Linked DNA regions of Mus musculus: all the other regions are linked to region 1. The links are chromatin loops, found by intact Hi-C in ENCODE. Cell type or tissue: left cerebral cortex. All regions are shown on one strand. Region 1 holds the start of Zwint (ZW10 interactor). Region 2 has its middle 75 kb from the start of Ipmk. Region 3 has its middle 47 kb from the start of Gm34486. Region 4 overlaps Gm40690 (a long non-coding RNA gene).

Region 1 (5,000 bases):
GGGCTTTGACTAGAGGACATACTTAGATAACATTAAGATCTAAAGTGCTGGGCATTTTAAGTGCTGGGTCTTAAGACTAGAGCATATTTTAGAAATCTGTGTGTATTACCACATCTGTTCCTTGTCTGAACCTATCCATTAATATTTTATAAATGTTTAATATTAAGAAAAGACGTATTTCCTCACATAGCTACCATATCTGGTACTTTCTACTCTTCTGTACATATTCACATTTGCAGATGTCACTTTTCCATATACCTAATGCATTTTATCTTTCTTATAGAGTGTGAATCTGGAAAAAAAAATCACTTCTACTTCCAGGCTAAAAATGCCTCTAGTTACCTGTCAGTTTTGAAGACTATTTGCTGCATATAGAAACCAAGGTCAATTTGCTTTTTCTTTGAAGTTCCTTTCCCTCCTCTTCTTTACTTGAGTATATCTAACAAAATGCTTCCTATATTCATTATTTTGTTTTTCTACATGCAGCTGTTTTCCTTCTTTTGCCATCTGCTTATGGTATTTTCTTTTTATTAATGGTCTTGGATTAAGTTAAGTAATTATGGTACGCAGTGACCATTTCATTCATGGTTCTTGTGTTAGGGCAGTGGTTCTCAACCTGTGGGGCTCACAACTCTTTCAGGGGTTTCAAAATGACCCCCTTCATGGAGATCGCCTAAGATTAATCGAAACCACGAATATTTACATTATGATCCATGACAGTTGCAAAATCCAACAAAATGTTGTTGAAATCGCAACAAAATGATTTGAGGTGTTTTGGTAGTTTTGGATTTATAATTAAATTTCCATGTGGGGGTTGTTGTGAGTCTTTGCATTGTTTCTTTGCTTTTTTTTTTTTTTCTTACCTCATTGTCTTGCACTCAGGATCTTTATTTAAAAGGATATTAAGCTGTAAGAACTTGTGTCTCAGTTTACTAGTGTTGGACCCAAGTTGTTTCATTTGTTTAAAAAGATGCTCATTTTGCGTGGTTCCTATGCTTTAAAGCTTATTAATTTGATTTCCATGTTTAATCTGCCACCGAGGCCATCAAATTTCACATATTACAATGTCCATCTTGATAAGGTTGGCGGGTCTTTGTCTAGTGTCACATCTATAAGTAACAGCTTTATGACATTTGTTTCTAGCATAAAAATAACCTTTTATATATCTTGTTCAACATTCACCGTAATCTAATTTTAGAATATTTCTATTAAACCCTTTAAAAGACACTATGCCTTTCCAGTTCCTCTCAATGATTTCTCCTTACCTTACTTTCTCTTCCCTCTCCTATCTATTGGTCAAGTATTAATTCACTCTCTGCTTTCATTGATTTGCCTTATTTGTATATTTTACATAAAAGAAATAATCAGGCCGGGCAGTGGTGGTGCACGCCTTTAATCCCAGTGCTTGGGAGACAGAAGCAGGCAGATTTCTGAGTTTGAGGCCAGCCTGGTCTACAGAGTGAGTTCCAGGACAGCCAGAACTATACAGAGAAACCCTGTCTGGAAAAACACAAGGAAAAAAAAAAAAAAGGAAAGAAAGATAGAAAAAAGAAAAAGAAAGAAAGAAAGAAAGAAAGAAAGAAAGAAAGAAAGAAAGAATCAAATCTGCAATTTTGTTTACCTGGCTTCATTTTTTCAAGGTTCATTGCTAGATTCCCATACAATAATACCCCATTTTTGGTTATTATAAATTTGTATTCCATTTACAGTAGTTCTTCTCATTCCTTGTGTCATGACAGGTTTGTTCTACTTTTGGCTCTTACAGATTTCGTGTGTTGTGTGCATTTTTGTGTTTATATGTTAATTTCCTTTGTAATTATACTTGGAAAATTATAGATCATCCAGTAATTCTATGTTTAACCCTTTGAGGAAACATTGTTTTCAAAACACACCCAGCAGTAACATGAGAGTTCCTCTTGCCCACATCTGTAGCACATCTTGGTTTCTGTTTACTCCTTCTCTGGAACACAAAGATGTTCTGCTTGTCTGATGTCTTAACATCCATTTCTGTTCTAAACAGTGACTTATTCATCTAATAATGAATTTTCTTTTAGTCATGCCTGGGAATGACTAAGCAAAGATCAGGAATTGTAAGCCGAACCTACTGCTTGGTGATTTTTTTTTTTTTTTTTTTTTTTTTGTAACCTCATCTTCATTATTGCAGTCTAGTTGGTCTCACATTTAAGGGATTGTTAAGGCCTCATTCCTTTAATCTGTTAGATGGTGCCACAGCAGTGCTCAACGTAGGTAGGGTTATTTATTGCCAGTCGCAAGGCGACACTTCTCAGTGGTGTATCTGCTCACCATTGAGTAGGCATTCTTCAATACCAATCTGTGAAAATGGTATCTAATATCGACTCTGCTTTAATCTCCAAAGCATCTTTAAAATTCCCTTCAGGAAATTTCCTCAGATACAGCTCAGGATTCAGCAGAGTATTTCAGAAAGCTGCTGGCTCTGGGTTCTCTAGGTGCAGCCTTCTTTCTCTCCCTCCTGCACTCTGGCGACCAACGCCCACCCTCAGTTTCAGCTGGGACTTGTCCACACAAGAGACCCAACTGGGATCTCTGATTAAGGTCTTTAAAAGCACAATGTTTTGAACTCATATAGTATTTACTTATAAGATCAGTATTCTTCAGCGTCGTGGAGGAGAGGCCCACCTCCTTTCTTCCGCAGCAGTACATTTAATAGGAAAGCGTGACTACTGGAACAGATAATAGCCTTTTTCCGGTGTCTGCACCCACCAAATTTTGCTTTCTCACTGTCTGGCCTTCAGCTATCAGTGCTTCCTACTGCGCAGGCTCAGAACCTCCAGCCAGCCCCCAGAACCGAAAAACCGCCTACGCTTGCGTACGGGGGCGGGACCGGAATCGACTCCGGCCAATGAAAAGAGGTGACGTCATTTAAAGTCCTGCCCACTTACCCAGAAACCAATCTCGACCTAGGCGGGCAGTCCAGGAGAATCCAAAGGCGTGGTGAGCGACAGAACGATGGCGGACGCGGAGAAAAACGCTGTTGCGGAGAAAAACAACGCTGTTGCGACGAAAGAGTGAGTGTGGAAGGCGAGGGCCTGGGGCGGCGGCTCGGGCAGTGGCGGCGGAGGGACAGTGGCGCCCTAGTTCAGGAGTGCGACTTCTGAGGGATCTTGTCACCCTAGCTGAGGAGTGCGGGCCCTAAGAGACGATGTCACCTGGATTCTGGAGTGTAGGCCCCGAGGAGCAGTTTCAATTAGAAAAGATAATGCAGCCCGAAAAGACTGTCATCCTACTCCATGAGTGTGGCCTTTGAGGGTTGATGTCGCCTCAATTCAGGAGTGCAGAATTTGACTGTGTGACAACGTCTCTTTTTTGGAATGATGCCTATTAGGGTCTTTGTGGCATTCTGCTGCAGGGGTATGACTAAGCAGGGACTTCTTTCTGTATGCGGAGTGATACATCTGGATGGCTGACGTAGGTCACCTTATGTCGGATGCTGCCTTTGAGGGACATTACCTCACCCACCCTGAGCCCTGTGGCGTAGTATTCTAAAAAAGCCAGCTCCATTACAGATGTCGTAACCAACCCTTTACCATTCTAGGACCTTCTGTCACAACCTTCTTCTTTAGTATTTTTTTATCTGTATCTCTGTCCTCTAGTGGATTGTTCCAGCCAATCTGGAAAGGCTGGGTGGGTTACACATCATACGTTCTGAGATCAGCCATTACTAGCATGTCTTCCAAGGCTTGCCTGAACTTTGGCTTTTCTCTGTTTCTGTATATATGCCCCTGCTGCTTTCAGACGGATTCATCGAGTTTTTACCCATTGTGACCCCCCCTATTTAAACATGTAGTCATGTCTGCACAGTCCCTATCCTCCAGTATTTCAGGTGATTTCCTCATGGCGCTTAGTTGCTACTGTATGTTGTCCAGGTACATGGTGTTTCTGATCTCAGCCTAAAGTCCCTTAAGACCCTTGGGTAGCCTCTGAGCATTGGCACCCTCCTGACATAGATGCCACTGCATATGTTCCTTCGAGCTCGTGTGGTACCATAGCACAATCTCACTCATGCCTTACAGGGTTCTGGCTGAGGCAGCAGCCATTCTAGAACCTGTAGGCTTGCAGGAAGAAGCAGAGCTGCCTGCCAAGATCATGGAGGAGTTTATGAGGGTATGTATGTGCAAAGTGGGACCCAGCGTTTCAGAAGACAGGGGGCGGGGCTGGTCCTGGGATAGCCTCTTGAAATAGTGGGCAGCAATGGGGAAGAACAAAATGGCTGGTCTCTAGTATCAGAAGGGAAGACTAATCCCTGCTTCTGTCCCCACGGTAAACAGAACTCGCGGAAGAAAGACAAACTGCTCTGTAGCCAGCTTCAAGTAGTGAACTTCTTACAGACTTTTCTGGCTCAGGAGGACACTGAGCAGAGCCCTGATGCTCTGGCTTCTGAAGATGCCAGTCGTGAGTAGGCTTGGGTTGTAGGTAGGGTGTGGGCTGAATGGTTGAAGCGGGAAGATGTGAGCCATGCCTGTGTCTGCCTCATGGGAAGGAAGGCTGTGAACGAGAGCTCTAGAAGGCTGGCTGCAGGCATGACTCACTCGTGTTCTTGTTCTTTGTGGCCCACCTTAGGGCAAAAGGCAACTGAAACTAAGGAGCAGTGGAAGGACATGAAGGCCACATACATGGATCACGTGGATGTCATAAAATGTGCCCTGTCTGAGGCCTTACCCCAGGTTAAAGAGGCTCACAGGAAGTACACAGAGCTTCAGAAGGCTTTTGAGCAACTCGAGGCTAAGGTATACCTAGAGAACCTGAGGGGATGCAGGACTGGAGGAAGGGGAGGGGAAGCTGGGTTGGACCTCGATGCTCTCTCCTCAAATCAACCCTAAGAAGGAATGTCCTTTCTCTCCCTGCAGAAGCGAGTCCTTGAGGAGAAACTTCAGCTGGCTCAGAAGCAGTGGGTACTGCAACAGGTGGGCTCTGACTTCTCTCTAGGCTCTTCTCTGTCTTGAAGTGACAAGGTATCTCTG
Region 2 (5,000 bases), 1.2 Mb before region 1:
TGCCATTCGGTATTCCTCAGGTGAGAATTCTTTGTTCAGTTCTGAGCCCCATTTTTTAATGGGGTTATTTGATTTTCTGAAGTCCACCTTCTTGAGTTCTTTACATATGTTGGATATTAGTCCCCTATCTGATTTAGGATAGGTAAAGATCCTTTCCCAATCTGTTGGTGGTCTTTTTGTCTTAAAGCCCACACCCACAGCGACACACTTCCTCCAATAAGGCCACACCCACTGCAACAAGGCCACGCCCACTCCAACAAAGTCACACCCATTCCAACGAGGCAACGCCTACTCCAACAGGTCCACACCTTCTAATAGTGTCACTCCCTGGGCCAAGTATATGTCAACCATTACATGCTACAACACACCACATTTAGAGACAGATCTGCAAGCTCTGATTTGAATTTGACCATTTCTTTGGAAAAATTGTTTAAGGTCTTTGGATAGTAATTTTCCATACTCATAAGGAAAAAGGAACATTTACCTTCCCGGGTGGATTTTATGCTTCAGATACTGCGTGTAGAAAGGTCTAGAGTGCTTGACTCGTGGAATTCCTTTCAATAGTGTTTGTTTCTTTAGTTTTGTGCACGAGCATGCTTGAACAACGACTTCAAGCTCAACATGGATGCTAACAAGGATGCAACGTGGGGCACTGTATCCACACAGCTTACATTCTCAATGACTGTGTCTTAACATTGAGTTGAAAATGAGAGTCGTGTCCTAAAGGGGCACCAGCACAATGGAAGCGCACATTTGCACACCCACCCACCTGTGAACATTCAAGTGAAGCCAACTCAGGCTGGAGGTCAGAGTTCTGTGGTCAGCGTCTCCAGGCAGTGGTGGCATGATGAAGTTCCCCTAAAGGAGATAGGACAAAACTGAAGCCAGAAAACTGTGGGGGCCATTTGCATAAGCTGGGAGGATTAGCAAGATCCCTGTAGGGCTAAGACTCTAGTAAGTAAAGGAGCAGAAAAGTGTGTGTGTGTGTGTGTGTGTGTGTGTGTTCCACATCATTCCTGTGAAGGTCAGAGGAGATCTTGGAGAACTTGGTCCTCTCCTTCCACCACATCTCTTGGAGGCAAGCACCTTTCTCTGATGAGCATCTCTCTGGCCCCCAGGACGGGGCATTTTCCTAGTAGGTAGACAGATGGCAGATTAGGAAGGAAGACTTGTGACAACAAGAATCAGTAGGGGTTGAGTTTGCAAGGCTAGCTGAGGTAGAGGAAGGCTTTGGACATGCTTTGGCCCCTCCCCCATCCCGTCATGGCCCCTCCCACCCCCGGGGGTGGGTGGGGGAGGTGCACAGAGGAGAACTTGCTATGATGACAGTAGGAATGTGGCTTGTGAATGAATGGTAGACTGGAATCTTACTGATCGAAGGGTGTAGGCTGACAGGCTGCTGTTCACTCCCTTCCACTAGTGGGCAGAATCTCTGTTGGGTTCTTGCTCACATGCGTCTATATCATGGAAATTATTATTTTTATTGAGCTATATGAACACAAATGCATCTAATGTTTAACATATGCTGGCGGGGCTGGTGAGATGGCTCAGCAGGTAAGAGCACTGACTGCTCTTCCGAAGGTCCTGAGTTCGAATCCCAGCAACCACATGGAGGCCCTCAACCATCCACAATGAGATCTGATGCCCTCTTCTGATGCGCCTGAAGACAGCTACAGTGTACTTATGCATAACAATAAATAAATCTTTAAAAAAAATATGCTGTCCTGGATTCTGCAAAATCTTTACTTTTTGTCCTGTGTATAGGCAAGGTGACTTACGGTACCAGGGACAGAATGTTGGGTTCCTCACATACTTGGTAGACCTAGAGGTCCCCCTACCACTGTCTGATGGTGCAGGCTGTGAGATAGGTGAGCGGATTTCATAGTTATCCTAAATTATTATTATTATTATTATTATTATTATTATTATTATCATTAATAATATTATTATACCATTTTTTAAAGATGAGAAACTAATTTTCTAAGACACTAAGCAGCCTACTGGAGTTCACCTAGAACACACTCAAGTTTAGATTGAAGCCTGCAGCTCCCGTCTGTAACTACCCTCCATCATAGAGTTGACAGAATCTCATTAATTGTTTTGGACTGCTCTCAAAGTTAGGACCCCCATGCTTCAGCTCCCTAAGCTTGGGGACTACAGTTGTGCATCATCGTGCCTAGCTAGATGCATTTCTCACAGACTTCAATAAATGCCTAACTTATTATAATGGCGTGACTGTGTATTTATAGATTTTAAGCAGGAACGTCACTTTTCATTATCCCTATAGCCGCCTGCATGGCCTTTAGCCACCAGAAAATTGAAACGGTCCTCTGAATGCCAGAGGGTGTTATTCAGGCTTTGGACACTAGGTGGCAGGCATGCTCTTGTTAAAAGTTGGTGAGCAAGTTTGCAGCCACCGCTTAATAGGGAAGATGGCTCTTTTAATTAAGAGTCATTCCCCACACAGGATGTTCACACTGAAGCAGTCATCTATTTTCGGTCCCCAGGGAGCATGTTTTCACGTTATTGATGGCTTGGCTGGGGATGATTTTGTGTAGTCTTTCAATTCATTTCGGTAATGGAATAAAGTCACGGGATCCCGACCTCCTGCTCCTCAGTGGTGAAGAGTTGGAGACAGATTAAATGTGAATTTAGAGCCCTGAGGTAACAGAAATGTTGGGAGGCAGAGGCAGGCAGATCCCTGGAGCTCAATGGCCAGACAACCTAGCCTAATTGATCTGCTTCAGACTGAAAGACCTTGTTCTAGTCAGCAGTATCTCAAGTTGTCACCGTGAGAACAACTTGAGAAGAGTCTCCGTGGATCTATGGGGATGAGTGTTGGGAGCGGTCTTGATTGTTAATTGATGAGGAGGTTCCAGCCCACTCTGGGTGGCACCATTCCTAGGCAGGTGGTCCTGGGCTTATAAGAAAGCTAAGTGATTGTGAGCTGAGAGCTAGCCAGCAAACAGTTTCTGCCTGAGTGCTGTGCCCTGACTTCCCTCAATGATGCACTATGTCTTGGAAGTGTAAGCCAAGTAAGTCCTTCCTCCCCAAAGTTGCTTTTGGCCAGAGGGTTTTTAAAAAAATTACAGTAACATAGAGTAAATTGGAAAAGAAAACATTTGCGGAAAATGCTCAGCATGGACCTCTGTCCTACACACACACACACTCACACACACAGGCATACACTCACACACACACACTCACACACACACACAGGCATACACTCACACACACACACTCACACACACACACAGGCATACACTCACACACACACACTCACACTCATACACACTCACACACACTCACACACACAGGCATAAACACACACACACACTCACACACACACAGGCATACACACACACACACTCACACACATACTCTCACAACCACCCACCCACACCCACCCACACACTCACACACACACACTCACTCTCACACACACACTCACACACACACACTCATACACACACACACACACACACACACAGAGGCATACACATACAGCATATTATACATTATATCTACCTATTATCTATCTGTCCTCTATCTAGTATATCAAACATCTATCAATTGATCTCTTTATCTATCAATTATATGTATCTACCTATGAATTATCTATTATAACTATCTATGTATCTATATTCTATTAATTATATCCCTATCAATTCTATCTATCTATCTATCTATCTATCTATCTATCTATCTATCTATGAATCATCTATTATAACTATGTATCCATGAATCTATCATCTAGCTATTATATTTACTATTTATCTATATATCTATCAATCAATTATATCTTTATATATCTAGCAATTATATCTTCCTATCTATTTATCTATGAATCATCTATTATAACTATGTATCTATCAATTACATTATATATCTATCAATTATATGTATCTGTCTATGAATAATCTGTTATAACTATCTCTGTATCTCTGTATCTATCATCTATTATATCTATCATCTATTTATCAATTATATCTCATATATCTATCAATTATATCTATCTATCTATCTATTTATCTATGAATCATCTTTTATAACTATCTATGTACCTACCAGTTATACCTCTATATATCTATCAACTTTATGTATCTATCTATAAATAATCTATTATAACTATGTATCTATGTATTTATCATGTATCTATTATATCTATCTATCATCTATCTATATTCAATTATATATCTATCAATTATGTCTATCTATGAATCATCTTTTATAACTATGTATCTACCTATGAATTATCTCTCTATCTCTCTATCTATCTCTCTATCTCTCTGCCTTTGTCTCAGCTTTAACTGGATAGCCTAGCAGCCCACAGCTGTGTCTTCAGGATCACACAAAGAACTCTGCACCCCACATACGTGTTTCTGGTTAGACCAGTAAGATATTTCTGTGTCGTCACAGGTTCCTCTTCGCATCTCCAGGGTTAAAGTGTGGGTGCCACCTTCAGAGGTTAGCAGCACACTTCTGCGTTGTTTATGATACTCCCAGAAGCAATCAACAAAGTGTGGGGCGTGAAGCTCTGGGCTGGGTGGTGTTCACAGAAGTTTAGGGTCGTACATCTTCCGGAGGGGAGAGCTGCAGTGTGTGGGGGCGTGGAAGTTCACTGAGTTTGGAGGGCTGACACAGCAGAGGGAGGAATATGATTAGTAGATGTGGAGTCCATAAAGCATATCTAGTGTGTTTTACAAACTTGCCACGGTGTCCTAGGCTTACTGCTTGGTGAGGAAGAATCAAGTTTCGGGTGGCACTCCCCTGGGTGGGACGCGAGTCACTCTCCGTCACTGTTAGAGGCACACTGCACAGGGGCATTGATACCGTCCAGGTCCCTGGCAAAGCAGAGGGTCCTCTTCATGGAGGTCACACTGAATGGCATCTCTAAGATGCCTCGAGAAGAGAATAAAAGTGTGCTGTGAGCGATCACCCAGCCTGAGGCAATGACCCCGAAAATCAGTCAGCGTCGTGGAGGGAAATTTCAGTTGAGC
Region 3 (5,000 bases), 1.2 Mb before region 1:
CCAGGGCAGCAGCTATTCCTCTTTAAAGCAACGCTTGCCATCCTGGAGGAGTCAGGACCGCAGGGACTACTTCAGCAGGGGTGAGCAGGATGACGGCCCCCTTCCCATTTCGTGATTGATTATTCATAGACATGGTTTTGGGAGGCTCGACTGTAGACAGTCACAGCTGCTATGAGCACTCGGCTGTGCCATGCCCGGAAGCCAGCATTTCCAAGCCTCTCTCCCGATCTTTCTGTTCCCACATCGGCTCTTCTCTTTATGTGGTGGTATAGAGCGGTGGGGCTCAGCCCTCGCTTGTTTGCGGCACCTGAGCAGCTGCGTGGCCTCTTCACCCAGCATTGCGCATTGCAAAGAAAAGCTTTTCTGATTAAGGTTGTGAGCACCATTCATCTGTGGGGATGGACATTAACTATTCAGACAACATCTCGGCACCACAAGTCAGCTAAACGACAGCGTTAAGTTCACTCCTGGGGCCTCCTCGGCGATAGGCTTTTGATAAGGTTGATTTCACAGATTTCTATCACATCATAAAATCTGTCTTCCTTATCTTCCATTTTTCTGGCTACCAAGCTGATTTGGTTTCCGACCCTCCCCGCCACCTTGTGAGCTCTGTGATGGCTTTACTTTGAAATATGGCGTCTATTGCCTTCAAGTACCAACCAAAAAACTGGATGGTTATTCAGTGTGGTAAAGGTGGACCTCGGATTGGCATGCGTTAACCTTTCTAAATATAGAACATTTACAGATCAAGAAACAAAGCCTAAGGAAGTTATGCTTGCCAGATGCACTCAGGCAGCGAGTGGCAGAGAGCTACACCAGGCAATTTGGATGTGCAGCCTGTGCTGTTATGTTAAGTACTGACTGCTCTGTCACCCTTTGCAAATGAGCAGGCACCCTTGAGCAATGTGGAGTCCAGCAGGGGAGGGGGAGGGGGAGAAGCTAATTAAGTAACTGAAAGGTGAGATAAGAAGACATGCATATCAAGAGAAGCCTACATTGAATAAAAAGAGAAAAATACTACATGAGCTCTGGGGACTAAAAGACGCTGTCATGAAGAAACACATTTTGGAGATTGGATAGGAAGCTGGGCGACTCTGGCTTGTCTATAACATCGACGACACGCTGGAGGCCGAGGCAGGAGGATTTAGAGTTTGGTTCTAGCTACGTAATGAGACTCTGGGCTACATAGTGAGACTGTGTCTCAGAAATGAAACTAAACCAAACAGGGAGAGAATGGCAGGAGAAGATCCCTGGCTATGGCATGCAGATGGCATTGGGTGGGAGCTTGGGTGTCTCTGTGGACCCAGTGGGAGAGATGGGGGGGGGTGTTGGGGTTGGGGTGGCGGGGAGCAGGGGCGGTGGGTGATGGGAACGGGGAGGTGTCAGCTTTACTGTGATCTTGGGTGTCAGGACGACCATTCTCTCTCACTTGAAGGGTCACGGGAGGGGCGGTTAGTGATGGGGACAGGGTTCAGAAGAGACATAGTTGATACTGTAGAGACAGTGATAGCGTCAGGCTGCCAGAAAGCAGCAGCAGCTGCAGGAGAGGAAGACTGGACCCTGTGGGTGACCAGGAGACAGAGTCATTGGAATAGGGCAGGGGTGGTCCTCTTTCTTCTTCTCTTTTAACACGATGGTAAGATATGTGCAACTGGGACTCCCTTTCGGATGAAGCTGATATTTACTGAGCACTTATGGTCTAAGTAGAACATAAAGGATATGCTATTCTATATAACTTAGTTGTATAATTATATAACATTAATAATATGATATATTATATAAATTATATAATATATAAAATTATATTATTATATTATGGATGAAGCTGATATTAATTGGGCACTTATGCTCTAAGTAGAACATAAAGCATGTACTATATAATTTAATACTGGTTATATAATTATACAATTATATAATTTATATACATATATAAATTATATTATTATATTATGTATTAAGCTGATGTTTATTGAGCACTTACTTTCTAACTAAAACATATACTATATAATTTAATTATATAATTATATAACGTTTATATAATTATATTATCTCTGTATATAAATTATATTATAGATGACCCTGATACTTATTGAGCCCTTATGCTCTAACTAGAACGTAAAGCATATACTTTAATTATATAATTACACCCTAAATACCCAAGAAATCCCCAACTGTTTAAGTTCACCATGCCTGCAGATTCTCTGACAACCTAATTGCCCGCTTTGCTCAAGGGAAAGAACACCTGGCTGGTTTTTCAGCTAAACTAAGCCCTGCGGACTGGAGACTGTCACTTCCACTTCCAGACACTAGGTGGCACTCTGGGTGCATGCAACGTTATTCCCGTCTCGCCCGTCTCTCAGGCTGAAACTTTGGGAGAAAGCTGGATTCTAAAATGGGTTGAATCTTCCATGCTGCCATGCCACTTCTGTGGTCCTGCTTTGTCTCATCCTATCCCCTCTTTGATGCTCACCTTGTCTCTATTTGCTCTCATGATTATTTTACGTGAATCATAGACACAAGGGCTGTGGGGAAAATGACAGGTCATTGTATTCAGACCTCTGTAGCTAGTGGATGTTATTGCCAGGCACTTATATTACTCCCTTTAGAATTATGTTTAATCTCCTTTGGAATGTCTTATTGATGCTTCTTCAATGACCTCTTTGATAGCTATTCCATTGTTGAATTGTTCTTGCTTTTAGGACACTTTCTCTTATAAGTAATTTAAACATGCCCTCCTTATTTCCTGTAATACATTCTGAGTCATCTTCAAATGATTCTTCACTCTATAGTGTATTACCCCATTCTTCGCAGAAAAAGACTACATGCCACAGGAGGCAAGCCCTCCTTTTAGTATGTTGGATATTCAGAAAAAATCTAACAGTTGTGTGTCAATTCCTCATCTACGAAAAGAATATTTAAAATTATTTTCATTATAATATCCTGTGATCAATTATGCCTATATGTTTATTAAGTAATGCATATATGAGTGTATGTTTCAATTTATAATCAAGGGAAACTTTAAAGTTTTTGTGCTTATATCTATTGTTTTTAGATTTTATTCATGTAAAATAATAAACTATTTTAGAATGGGAAAAAAAAAATAAAATGGGTTGAGATGACCAGATTCTGCTTAAAACACTTCAAACGTGTATTTTTTGGGGGGTGGGGAGGGTGGGAAACAAATTATAGCTCGGAAAAATAAATTGGAAAGATTTCTGGACTTTTCTAATAAAAACCGCTCCAGCGTTTCTGATGTTCGAGAATGGAGAACCAGCCGGCGGGCACAAGCTTGCCACCCCAGCTACAGGAGGCAAGAGGACAGAAAGCTCAAGGCCCACCTGGTTTGCAGAGCCAGTTGAAGGGCACCTTGAGCAGCTAGCTCAGTGAGACTCTTGTCTCAAAACGTGAAGTGAAAAAGGGACTCAGCGTTGGGGACCTTGCCTAGCACACAGGCGGTCCTAGGGGCATCCCTAGAAACAAAATGAGTGCAGTAAACAAAAACAATGATAGGTGAAAAAAAACTGCCGAGGTGTAGATGAGGTGGTGGCCTTTGGGTGAAGGTTTTTGACGTTTCTGAATTAGAAGGGTTCATTTAAAGCTAGCTCAGATTCGCGCTGTTTCCTGTTGGCCCTTTCTGCTGCAGGAGAGAGGCAGGCTCATCTCCAGGCTCAGGAGAGCAAACTGTGAGGATTTCCCCAGGGTAGAGTGAGAAGACACTCCTGTGGGTGACAAAGACCCTACCCAGTGCATCGACTCGCCACCTACTGCGTGTCTGTACTCTCCTTATATTCTTTGTATCCCAAGACTCCCCGAGAAAGCGATTTGAGATGTAGGCTTGCCTCTCTTTAGGACCTGACTTGGAGATAAACTTCTTTCATTTTCTTGGGTTTCTGATTGAATGGTGAGCAAGAGAGTCCTTAGACTCTGGCAACACTAGTAATTTCATTCAACTTCATGTGAAGTTTCTAGAAAAGCCATACCTTGTTAAAGATTCAGTGAAGCAGATTTACTGATTAGAAAGAACCTCATGATTCTAGAAAGGTAGAATGTTGTCGATCTAGAGCCAAATTATCTTGGGCTGGTGCTAGACAACGGTCCAAGAACAGAGTAACTTGAAGGGAATTCTGAGCATCTGCATGGACATGTCAAGAAAATAAGACCAGAGTCCTGTGTGCCCAGTTTCTTTAAAACACAGAAATGTTCTTGGAATGTGCTCTAGTCCCCTGGTGTGGCAGATAGGATCTTCTCTTCTTCCTCTTCTTCTTCCTCTTTTCCTCCTCCTCCTCCTCCTCCTCCTCCTCCTCTTCCTCCTCCTCCTCCTCCTCTTCCTCCTCCTCCTCCTCCTCCTCTTTTTCTTCTTCTTCTTCTTCTTCTTCTTCTTCTTCTTCTTCTTCTTCTTCTTCTTCTTCTTCTTCTTCTTCTTCTTCTTCTTGATTTATTTACTTATTTTATGTATACAAGTACACTGTAGCTATCTTCAGACACACCAGAAGAGGGCATTGGATCCCATTACAGATGGTTGTGAGCCACCATGTGGTTGCTGGGAATCGAACTCAGGACCTCTGGAAGAGCAGTCAGTGCTCTTATCCGCAGAGCCATCTCTCCAGCACCCCCCCTCCCCCCAGTGATTCTTAACCCTTGGAATATAAATTGTCTGATGCTCTGAATAAAGTTGGCTATTACCTCGTTTATCGGCTCCATTTTCCCCAGGTTCCCCGACTCAAGAACAGTAAACCTGAGAGCATTTGTTTCCTCCTTAGCCACTCAATGCCCACCTTTACGTCTAACCTAACACCCCTTCAACTACGAGTAAATCAATGCCTTTGGAAGGTCCGAATGGACCTCTGTTTTCCACCAGTTCACCTTTTGTGAACCCCACATGTCATAGGACAGCATGTCAAGCTGTCCAGACAGCACGAGAAGGCAGCACCTTCTCCAGGATGCTATTCTCTGCCTGCCATTTCTTCTGGTCTATGTGAAAAAAAATGCCTTGACTTAGG
Region 4 (5,000 bases), 680 kb before region 1:
CCCAGTCCTAAAAGAGATGTCTCCATCAATTCTCTCCCCCTCAGAGTTAGGAAACCTTCTAGAAGAGGAGGCAGAGAGAGTGTAAGAGCCAGAGAAGATTGAGGACACAAAGGTAACAAGGCCTTTTAAACACAGCAGGACTGATGCCTATATCAATGCACAGAGACTGTGGCAACACGCACGTGTCCTGCACATGTTTGGGCCTGATGTGGTCCCAGTGCTAAGAGTGGACACAGGCTCCCATCTCTAACCCAGAAGCTATCTCCAGTTGATAACCACTCACAAATGAAAATCCTTGAACAGACTCTCACTAGTGATATAAAACCACTCCTAAGGCCGGGTCCCATGCCCAGAAGTACATGGCCAACAAAACATAAAACTTTCTCAGTTGTTTATTGGGAAGCCTTTTTTCTCTGTCTCAAAAATGCTTGGTTTGGGATTTTTTCTTTCTTTTCCTAACCCTTCAGGTCTTTTATGTATATATTGTGGTTTTCAATTTTATGCTTTTAGAGTATTTCTTTGCATGCCAATGTATGTGTCTACAAGGCATTTATTTATGGTGCATTTTCTTTGGATTCTCGTTTTTCTGTTTGTTTTGCTCTGTTTGGGTGGTTTGTTTTTATTTTATAATACTATTATTATTATTATTATTATTATTATTAGTAGTAGTAGTAGTAGTAGCATTAATTTCCTTTTTAGATGTCTGTTTTTTTTCTATTGAGAGAACTAGAAAGACCATGCATTGGAAGGCAGTAGGGAGAAGCTGGTGATGGGGAAATCATAATCAGAATATAGTGTATGAGAAAAATTCATTTTCAACAAAAGCAGTAAGAGCATTCATTAATCAACAAAATCATCTCCCAAATTCAACAACAGTTTGTCCAAAGAAACAGTGAGGATGTGAGGAATTCTAAAGGTATTCAAACTAGAGACATGATGGAGCTACATAGGAAAATACTGATGCCTCTCTGAAGTGGGAGAGGACCCAGTTTCTTCGCTGACCTGCATAAAGAATGACCAGAGCAAGGTCCTAGGATAAAACAAAACAACAACAAAAATCCCTCAACAACAATAATGACAAACAACACATCCTTTGCATTAATAGTATGTTGGTATTCAATTAATTTCAACTCATTTTTATCTTAATCAGAATGTATAAGGGTTCAACACTGGATCAATAAGAATAAACCTTTTAGCAGTAACCCTGGATTGTGTGTGCACACGTGAGTCTTTGAACCAGGCTCTGAACTGCAAATTTGCCTGAATTTTAAAGGGAAAGCTAACTCAGTTAATTGGCTTGACATTAAATTCCTACATGAAAATGTGATTTTTTTTTTTTTTGCTGACAGATATTGTGGATTCTGACAAAAAATAATTTCATTTTAATCAAACTTTAAGCTCCTGCAGTTTTAATCATGATGGGATTATAGTTGCTTTTGAGTTTATAGTTCAATTGTAGTCTGAAACTTTTTCATAGTGTTGGATAATTCTTCAGAATTTAGCACACAAAAAATGGTATTTCTAAAGCCTTTTCTTAACTTTTTAAAGTCTTACTTTATCTAAGTGCAAATTTAAAACTGAAGTTATTCCCTTGTATATAAAACCATCCAATCACAGGAATTCCTTCCTTCCTTCCTTCCTTCCTTCCTTCCTTCCTTCCTTCCTTCCTTCCTTCCTCCCTCCCTCCCTCCCTCCCTCCCTCCCTCCCTCCCTCCCTCCCTCCCTCCCTCCCTCCCTCCCTCCCTCCCTCCCTTCCTTCCTTCCTTCCTTCCTTCCTTCCTTCTCCCCTCCCTTCCTCCCTCCCTTCCTCCCTCCCTCCCTCCCTCCCTCTCTCCCTCTCTCTCTCTCTCTCTCTCTCTCTCTCTCTCTTTCTTCCTTCTTTCTCTTTCTTTTTTGTTTTTGTTTTTTGAAAGCTAAGGTTTCTTTTTAATTAAGCAGAGTGATGTTTACCATGAGTGCTACACTAACACCTATATGGAAACTTTCTCTTCACCTAATTCTAAGTACTCTTTGCTGAGGCTCAGGGAGATGTAGTTTTTAAAGAAAACGTTCCTATAAATAACAATCTTGGGAGCACAAATGTTTACATCGATCGAACATAGGCGTGCTAATCTCTGATTACTATGATAGGAAAATAAGAAAAAAAATGGCCTTTTCCTGAAAAGCTTATGTCTTGATAAGAACAGAATAGAGCTTTTTGAGTTGATTTAGTTTTGAAAGTTTAAAAGATTCTCCCTTCTCTGGTGGGTGACAGAGCCCAAAATCTCACATGTGCATAGTGGGCAAGCACTTTCCCAGTGAGCTGTACCCCTTGACCTAGATCTTTAAAACCTTTAAGCTACTGCCCTGGAATTGACAATCCTGCCCAGAGCTCTGGGCACACTGGAAAATTGAATGCTAGGATTCAGTCTCAGTGTGATACTGTCCCTGAGGATGTACATAGCCTGAGTCAATGCATCTTTGCTCTGAGTTCACTTGTACAGCCAGGGATACTCTGAGCTCACTTCTGTACCTAGGGATGCTCTGAGCATACATCTGTAACTAGGGATCCTCTGAGCTCATATCTGTAACCAGGGATGCTTTGAGCTCACATCTGTAACCAGGGATACTCTGAGCTCACTCTTGCAACCATGGATATATATACTAGGTTTAATCCAACAATTTTCACCTGTTTTGCCTCATAAAAATATCATAATATTCCTATCAAGGTTACATTATGATGTAAGGACAGGTTTCTTGCTCAGACATAGCAATAGAAAAATGTTGGCACCAAATGCACTTTAAAAAGTTTTAAGGCGTAATGCAGGTGAAAATTGAATACCACTGGATTTAGCTAAGGACTAAGTTACAGATTTAGGCTTTGAGCCCACTTGTAGTGGAAGAGATAGAAAGATGGAGAGATGAAGAAGGCAATCATTGCTGTAGGTTATTGTCACAGGTCCCCATATCCTCCCAGCCATCCAGGCCAGCAGGTGGAGCTTGGAGCTTTATGTTAGATTCCTTCTTGACAAATCTAACTTGGAATTCACGAATCATTTTCTACTTAGGAGCACAGCTACAAAAGGTTTATTTCTATCATCGTATTATTTCCTTATAAGCTAAAGAAGTTAGTGTCTGGGCTAAATAAAGCAAACATCATGTATGACATTTTCTTAAGTGGAAAAGTCCTCTGAATTCTAAATGAGATCCTCACAGTGACTGAACCACAACTCGTTTGAGTTGTTAGAGAATTACATACATGTAAGACATGTTACTTGGCTTCAGGATGCAGGCTGGCTGAAGCGGGGAACTCTTTGGTTGACAAAGCCACAGTCAGACCCCTCAACAGACCTGGTAGGAAGCAGAGATGAGCAGGTGGCTCCTGCAGGCACTTGTAGGTCGGTGTGAGTGTGACCACAGGATCGCCACTTTTCCAAAATGTCTTAAGGACATTTCTGGCACCTGCTATGAAGCTCTCTGTAGGTGGGAGAAGCAAAGGTAGCATGGCATAGAAGCCCTTTCCATAGATGCACACCAGAGGGGAGCAAGGAACCCTTCAAGGGCTGAACAGGAGGGACATCTGCCTGATAGATGAAGTGACATGACTTTAGAGCCCAGTTACCTCTGCTGTCATGTGACAGCTGTAACCTTATTGAAAAACAATCCTGGCCTAAGGAACACTGTGTATGAGCAAGCTCAAGAAGTCTAAAGCTTTCTAGAGGCGGCTTGGGCAGCTTTTGTTCTTTTGTGTAACTGAACACCTTTGGTGTAGCACTTCTCGAAGTGTTGAGGCAGTGCACAGGTATTTATAAGAAGCTAATACTAAGGACATCTTCCCAGACTTTGGTAAAGAAGCCAAGCCAATATCCTTCAGCAGACTTTCCTTCCAACTGCAGGAACAAAGCAATATAGGAGAAAAGGAATCTACCCAATACCTGGACATGGATGGCCCTGCAGAGGCCAGAGACCTTATGTATAGGAAGAACCATGAACAGAGAGAATCCACTCACAGGTGCAGCACTAAGGCCTATGCTTAAGGTTGATGAGATAGACAAAAGGAATAACCTACACGCAGTCCTGGCATGCCAGATATTAAGTCAACTGTACCTCAGACCTGACCATGGTTTTAGGAGGAGGTCATGGGACAACTCAGAGGATTGATGAATTAAAAATAAAATAAGATTAAATAAAATAAAAACAAAACCCCTAAACTTCTACCCAGGACAGGACTGAAAATAGTGGGTTGATTTACTGTTGACTGCAACCAAACGGAGCAACCATGCTTCAATACTATAAGGTGACATATTGGGAGGAGGAGACATTAGGGTTCAGAGGTATCTGAGAGGTGGAAGCATTTAGTGACAGGCTTTTCCTGAAAGGAAAGGCTTAATGTAGTCTCTGCTTTGTCTTTAAGAGTGTCTGTTTCTGCATCTCTTCTATCCTACAGTGAGGGAATAGGTGGTTTGGGTTGTTTCTCAACCAAACCATTCTTAGATGCTCAACAACCAGCAAACTGCTGATCCAAGGACAAGATAGACCCTGGCATCCTTCTGCTAATGGGTCCCAGTTCTTCTGCCTTCCGCACAACTTTACAGATCTGTTTCACAGAGAGCAAACTAACAAGGAAGGAGGAGGCAGAACATCCCAGTTTTTCACCGAAGATTTATATCTTGGCAGTCTAGAAGGCACAGTCCTCTGGGCAGCTCTTCCAATGACAGCAAGGCCTATGAGCAGCCAATCCCACGTGCATGACAAACCCTCTCCCACCCCTAACTCATTCGGGTTAAAGGAAACACTAACATTCAATACCCTGTCTCTGAGTGTCCAATCTAGTTACAGGCAGAGCAGGAACCTCTCAATAGAAGGAGATGCTGGATTTGCCTCCTGGTGGGTTCAGAACTTTGTTGTGGGAGCGAGGTCTTGGCCCCAGTCTGGGCTCATGATTGTCAACTGTAGGTGTTAGCTCCGGTTTCTTTGCATGCTCTCCCCTGGGTGTGGCGTTTGTTGCTGCGTTCAGGTCG

Evidence for each region. Peaks named below come from ENCODE experiments on the same cell type or tissue, not always from the same donor. Only the 100,000 strongest peaks of a DNase experiment are listed, where the experiment ranks them.
Region 2: it touches region 1 in a loop (2.6-fold over the local background); 2 of 42 quality-filtered maps call a loop at or near these places.
Region 3: it touches region 1 in a loop (2.6-fold over the local background); 2 of 42 quality-filtered maps call a loop at or near these places.
Region 4: a loop joins it to region 1, with 2.3 times the contacts of the local background. A loop is called at or near these places in 3 of 42 quality-filtered maps.

Annotation. Positions count from the first base shown.
Region 1 is chr10:72,651,931-72,656,930 of GRCm38, forward strand. It overlaps Zwint (ZW10 interactor), which reads left to right and starts at 2,916. Exons shown (of 8, transcript NM_001293683.1): 1 at 2,916-3,047; 2 at 4,053-4,143; 3 at 4,308-4,431; 4 at 4,600-4,766; 5 at 4,887-4,943. The coding sequence starts at 2,989. In left cerebral cortex, no CTCF peak of the experiment used is centred here; DNase peaks (open chromatin) are centred at 2,281, 2,866, 3,402 and 4,447; H3K4me3 peaks cover 2,689 bases; H3K27ac peaks cover 2,277 bases.
Region 2 is chr10:71,420,437-71,425,436 of GRCm38, forward strand. No RefSeq gene overlaps it. Among named protein-coding and RNA genes, the nearest start is that of Ipmk, 75 kb to the left of the region's middle. In left cerebral cortex, CTCF peaks have their summits at 1,403 and 2,359 (motif pointing right); a DNase peak (open chromatin) is centred at 2,388.
Region 3 is chr10:71,477,826-71,482,825 of GRCm38, forward strand. No RefSeq gene overlaps it. Among named protein-coding and RNA genes, the nearest start is that of Gm34486, 47 kb to the right of the region's middle. In left cerebral cortex, a CTCF peak has its summit at 2,299 (motif pointing right); a DNase peak (open chromatin) is centred at 2,305.
Region 4 is chr10:71,975,258-71,980,257 of GRCm38, forward strand. All of the region lies in intron 2 of Gm40690 (a long non-coding RNA gene), which reads left to right. It also overlaps the pseudogene 1700049L16Rik. Among named protein-coding and RNA genes, the nearest start is that of Gm40690, 15 kb to the left of the region's middle. In left cerebral cortex, a CTCF peak has its summit at 2,971 (motif pointing right); a DNase peak (open chromatin) is centred at 2,976.